Regions from separate parts of the Homo sapiens genome. Here region 1 is linked to region 2. A link is a loop called in an ENCODE intact Hi-C map of the cell type or tissue named here. Cell type or tissue: HCT116. All regions are shown on one strand. Each heading gives the region's core, and the rest is flanking DNA. Links, peaks and the distances in the headings are about the cores only. Region 1 overlaps ARHGAP35 (Rho GTPase activating protein 35). Region 2 overlaps AP2S1 (adaptor related protein complex 2 subunit sigma 1).

Region 1 (2,906 bases), core at 287-2,786, 150 kb before region 2:
CCTTCCCCTGGAGACACGGCTTTGCAATCACCTGTTGAATGTCCTGTCCCACCAGACTGAGCCTGGGACCACATATGTGTGTGCCCACTGCCATCTGTCCCTGTCCACACGGGGCCTGGCTAGCTGTGAAATTAATGACCCCGTACGTGGGTGTGAGAAGCACCCCCGTGCCCTCGGGCAGCTATGTGGACAGATCAAAGGAAGGCAGGATCCCAGAACCAGTAACGTCCCAAGGCAGCTGGTGAACAAGAGCCCAGAGAGCAGCAGGGCCGTCCCCTGGTAACCTAGGCTGCACTGTTATCTCTAGCCCCAACAGTCTCATCTGTCAAATGGAAAGGCCGAGACAATGAGCTGGCATCCTGAACCATGTTCGGGTCACACATCCCCTTCAACAATGTGATGAAAATGACTGGTCTCTCCTTAAATTAAAAAGACTGAATTTTGTGAGCTATTACAGGGAGTTAATGCGGACCCTGGAGCCACAGGTCCTTTGGTCCTGACCCTCTGGCTTGAGACGGAGCCAGCTCTAGCACCCCTTCCAGCACAAAAGCCATAGGACAGGGCCTGTGGACACCAGCTGGACGGGGTCGACTCCAGATAGGCAGGGAGGAGGGAGTCACAGAGACGGGGAGAAACCAGGCAAGAGCGACTCTTGAAGGTGGGGGTGGGCTACAGGTAGGAGACAGAACAGGCAGCGCAAGCCTTTTCTTCTGCCTCCTGAAACCCTGGCCCATCTCCCCTGTGAAGCCCTCTTCCTCGCGCCTTCCTTGCTGGGGTTTGTGCACTTCAAGCTCAGCTTTGCTCTGTCTTCAGAGAACTTCATTTGCACCCACGTACGCAGGGACTCAAGCCCCGGCTTGCCACTCCCTAGCGGTGTGACCCTGGGCAGGCTGTATCACCTCTGAGAAGCTGTTTCCTTCTCTGTAAAATGGAGATGTATTATAATACCATCTTCCTCAAAGGAAGATCAGTGGTGGGAATCAAGTGCCTCGTGGAGAGCCGGGCCCAGCCTAGGCAGGCACACAGGCCATGGGCGGTGCGGTTGCTGCTGCTGTTCATTTCTGAATCTCCCACGTGTCACCTTGAGTGTGGGAGGAAAATAACTGGCAAATAATCACAAACGTCTCTATTTTGCGAGTACATTTTCAGCAGTGTTCAATATTGTGAAATTCTGGAGCTAACAAAACCATTTGCTAGTGACCTTGATATTTGTTGTGATGGGATTTGAAACTGGTTCCAAGGCCTGAACATATAGAGACACAATTGCTCTCAGGGATTAAGTAGAAAGAACTGGTCAAGTTGATGTAGCCATGGAAACCCCAGCCAGTCTGGGAAGAGCTACTTTGGGGCACAATCATCTTTTTTCCATAATATCCCTTAACACTACTAACTTTTGCACTGCCTGGTATCTGCGGCTCAGTTGAACCTGGCCCTGCAACATCCACAGCCCAGCTTTTCAGTCAACTGCTATGGCCGGGAGAGGTGCCATGTCAGCAAGATCTTCTCCTCTCCCACCCGCTTCGGTCAGGTTCAAGACAACGGAGCCCCCGCTGAGTACCGTCGGGGACAGGAAACACACAATGGGAAGAGGAAGTGGGAAACCTCCACCCTTTCCCAGGCTGCTGCAGTAGCAGCGGCCAGAAGCCACCTCCTGAGCAGTGGAAGCTGGGTGAGAGCTGCTGTGGGAAGGGTGGCTGATTCCCTATCAATAGCACCTCCCGTTCCTGCCGGCCCCACAACCCTACACAAAAAGGTGCTGTGTCAGCAGTTCCCGCAGAAACAATGGGGTTCTGCCGGGTGGCAGGATTTCACGCACCTCTAGATGGCGCCAAGTCAAGACAAATGCAGACAGGAATTCCCGGCTTCCAGCAAACTGGGTATCAGTCTACGCCTTCCTCTTTTCCTAACTTCCACTGTGAGACAAGCTTCCGTGGAAAGAAAGCTGGCTCCAGAATAGAGATTTCCCATGCGACTTCACATCTGTGCCTGCCTGGAGCCTGCTGGAGAAGTGACTGCTGGGAAAGCCTCTATCTTCAGACAGCAGGATCAGGGGAGAAGCCTGCAACTGTCCCCACCCACTAACTCCCCTGGAGAAACCCTGACTCCCGTCTTCAGAAAGCAGGCTACTCTATGACCCTCCCAGGAGTACCACGCTCTCCTGCCCCATCCCTGTGGGCTTAGATAGGGTCAGGAGCTGTGAACAATTCCAGTCAGCTAAGAGAGTGTGGACAGAATAAGGTGAAGGTGGCATCCAGATTGTGAAAACAGACACCATAGGAAGTGCAGACCCTGGAAGGATGAGCTTGGAGGCCCCGCAGCCCTGTCACTATTGAGGCTCTGACAGTTCAGGGGTGGGCTTCTTGCACACCTGTCTCCTTCAGATGCTACTAAGAGTCAGTGACCCAGGACTCGGGGCCATGCTGATCCATCACCTCCCTCAAATTTCTGCCTACACCATCAGGCTTGTGAATAAATTGTGCTTGTTTAAAGCTCCCTCTTTAGAGGTGGGCAGTGACAAGATGAGACTAATGTCTTGCCCCTGAGGAACACGTCTCCTTTCCTCTTCCCCACCCTCTGGTTGCTGGATCACAGGTGGCTGTGATCTCTGGGCAGCTAGCAGAGACACTCCCTTCTGCAGCTGCACAGCAAGGGCTGCTGCTGGGTCTTGGCCTGCCAGAGGCACAAAGCAGGAAGGCTGCTGATGACTTAAAAGGTAGTGAGGGCCACATGGTGGGACGCTCTGAGAGGTCAGGCATCCTCTGTGGTACTACACAAAGTCCAGGGAAAGGCTGGCCAGTGAGAAGGCTCGCCCATCTGGACAAACACCTCTACAGAGAGGCAGGCTGGGGCAGGAACAACTGATGAGGCAAGGTGGCATGGCACACAGGATACCATTAAAACCAGAG
Region 2 (2,906 bases), core at 407-2,906:
GATCAGCCCAGTGCTAGGTTCACAGCAGCACTGAGACAGCCTTGTGCTGCTTTGGGACTCATAGCCCAGGAAGGAACACAAGCCTGTCCTAGACAGTGACAACCACAGTAGGCAGGGCTGGGATCGAGGAGCCTGGCTGGGGGAGGGCACCTGACCCAGCCTGGGGGTCTGGAGGGCTTCCTGGAGGGGACTTGTGAGTGAAGATCAAAGGGAGGAGTAGGCAACTGGAAGATGCGGGCTATCCCTCTTGTTATTATTATTATTATTTGAGACAGGGTCTCACTCTGTGCCCCAGGCCGGAGTGCAGTGGTGCAATCATAGCTCACTGCAGCCTCCGCCTCCCAGGCTCAAGGGATCCTCCCACCTCAGACTCCTGAGTAGCTGGGACTACAGGGACCTGCCACCACGCCCAACTAATTTTTTGTATGTTTTATAGAGATGGGTCTTGATATGTTGCCTAAACTGCTCTTGAACTCCTGAGATCAAGCCTTGGCCTCCCAAAGTGCTGGGATGATAGGCATGAGGCCCGGCACCTGGCCGTCGTCCAATCTCTGTCTGACTCGCACTGTCCCGCCTCCCGCTTTCCTTTATTAGCAGCCCAGTGAGGACATTGGTCCCGCCTGAACCATCCAGGATTATCGCCCCATCTCATGCTTCTTAACTTCGTCACAAGTTGAGACTGCAGAGTCCCTTTTTGCCATATAAGGTCCCATATTCACAGGGTGTGGGATTAGGATGTGGATGTCTTTGGGGGCCATTACCTGTGCCAGCCCTTTGCAGGGCAACATGGAGGACACAGTGTGACAGCTCCAGCTTCCCCCACAGGCTCAGTCCAATGGGGAGACAGACCCATCCCCAGACAGTGGCGACCAGCAGTGGTCAGGCTGGGGCAGGGCAGGGGTGGGGCAGTGGCGTGGGATGTTCAGAGGGGACACCTGCCCCAGCCTGCAGGATGAGAGAATGTGCTTCTCTGAGAGAATGTAGCTGGAGGAGAGATGGGGGTCTGCAGCAGATCCCTGAGAAGCCTCGAAATTTAAAACAGGAAGGGAGGCTGGAAAGATGGAGCAGTAGCTGGAGGCGGAGGAGGGTGAGAGCCAGAAAAGCTGGATTGCAAGAAGAGAGGAGCACTGATGATCAGTGTCAGCTCATTTACCCGTGGATTACATGTAGGCCTTACTGTAATCACACCAGAAAACATACTCAGGCTGGGCTCACGCCTGTAATCCCAGCACTTTGGGAGGCAGAGGCAGGTGGATCATCTGAGGTCAGGAGTTGGAGACCAGCCTGGCCAACATGGTAAAACCTCATCTCTACTAAAAATACAAAAATTAGCCAGGCGTGGTGGTGCACACCTGTATTCCTAGCTACTCAGGAGGCTGAGGCAGGAGAATTGCTTGAACCTGGGAGGCAGAGGTTGCAGTGAGCCAAGATTGCGCCGCTGCACTCTGGCCTGGGCGACAGAGTGAGACTGTCTCAAAAAAACCAAAAAACAAAAAAAACCCTGAAAACATGCTTGGAGTATAGCAATGAACAAGAGATTGAGCTGAAAAAATGAGTAAAAAGCTATTAGCTGGGTGTGGTGGCGCGCCTGTAATCCCAGCTACTCGGGAGACTGAGGCAGGAGAATCGCTTGAACCCAAGAGGCAGAGATTGCAGTGAGCCGAGATCGAGCCACTGCTCTCCAGCCTGGGCGTCAGAGCCAGACTCAAAAAAAAAAAAAAAAAAAAATGCCGAAGACTGATGCTGGCACTCATAGCTGTCAGCAGGTGGCGACACAGGCACACCCCAGACCTAGAGCTGCTGTTTTTTTGTGTTTTTTGAGACAGGGTCTCCCGGGCTGGAGTGCAGTGATGGGAACGTGGCTCACAGCAGCTTTGACCTCCCAGGCTCAGGTCATCTCCCCACCTCAGCCTCCCGAGTAGCTGGGACCACAGGTACACGCCACCATACCCAGCTAAGTTTTGTACTTTTGTATAGATGGGGTTTCACCATGTTGCCCAAGCTGGCCTGAAACTCCTGGGCTCAAGTGATCCTCTCGCCCGGCCTCCTGGAGTGCTGGGATTTTTTTTTTTTTTTTTTTTGTAATGAACCTGACATTGAGAACATATAGAACTGAACTGGATTTTCAGGTTTTGGCCAAAGACATTGTACTTTGCAACCCAGTATGCATATATATCTGTCTTTGTCTACTTAACACGCGCATAAAATGAGAATCCATGTCCCTGATCCTGGCATGTTTGTTCACGGTGTGTGTCTGTGTTACTATTGCTAACTGTGTATATCGCATTTCAGTGAGGGCAGGACAAGGACCCAGGATCGTCTTGGTGGCAGTGGTAACCCTCCTCCCCACACTGCCTATCACAGGCCTGGCATAGAGTAGCTGCTCAGGAAGTATTTGTTAAATAATTGAGTTAATTAATTCCAGGCTAAGGGATGTGACTGTCTCCAGAGGTAGCAGGAAGTCACAGAAGGGAGTGGCAAGGTTGCATGGACACTATTGAACACGTCAGGCTCCCGCCCAGCCCCGGGCTTTTGCTATCTGCTTAGAACATTCCTGCCTATCCTCCAGCTCTCAGCTCCGATACCCCCTCCTCCAGGAAGCCCTCCTGACTCTCCAGGATCAGAGGGGGTTAGGCACCCTCTTTGGGCTCTCACAGCCCATCCTGTCCATTCTGGGGATGCCTGCCCCCGCTGCACTGTGAGCAGGGTTAGGGCTGTCTCGGTCACTGCTGTGACCCCAGCACAGGGCCAGGCACAGAGCTGGGCCTCGGGACCACGTATGGAGTGAAGGAGTGAATGTTTTGGCCCCACTCTGTCTGGCACGTTAGGTCCTGGCAATCTCCGTTGCTGACAGCCTCTCTGTTCTGCAGTTCCGGAACTTTAAGATCATTTACCGCCGCTATGCT

Evidence for each region. A loop is a pair of places that touch in the nucleus more often than their neighbours do. Peaks named below come from ENCODE experiments on the same cell type or tissue, not always from the same donor. Only the 100,000 strongest peaks of a DNase experiment are listed, where the experiment ranks them.
Region 1: it touches region 2 in a loop (6-fold over the local background); 84 of 110 quality-filtered maps call a loop at or near these places.

Annotation. Positions count from the first base shown.
Region 1 is chr19:46,990,252-46,993,157 of GRCh38, reverse strand. The region is part of intron 5 of ARHGAP35 (Rho GTPase activating protein 35); the gene reads right to left. Among named protein-coding and RNA genes, the nearest start is that of NPAS1, 28 kb to the left of the region's middle. In HCT116, for the core only: a CTCF peak has its summit at 1,813 (motif pointing right); a DNase peak (open chromatin) is centred at 1,817.
Region 2 is chr19:46,839,543-46,842,448 of GRCh38, reverse strand. It overlaps AP2S1 (adaptor related protein complex 2 subunit sigma 1), which reads left to right. Exons shown (of 5, transcript NM_004069.6): 3 at 2,871-2,906. Among named protein-coding and RNA genes, the nearest start is that of AP2S1, 9.8 kb to the left of the region's middle. In HCT116, for the core only: a CTCF peak has its summit at 1,774 (motif pointing right); a DNase peak (open chromatin) is centred at 1,778; H3K27ac peaks cover 1,056 bases.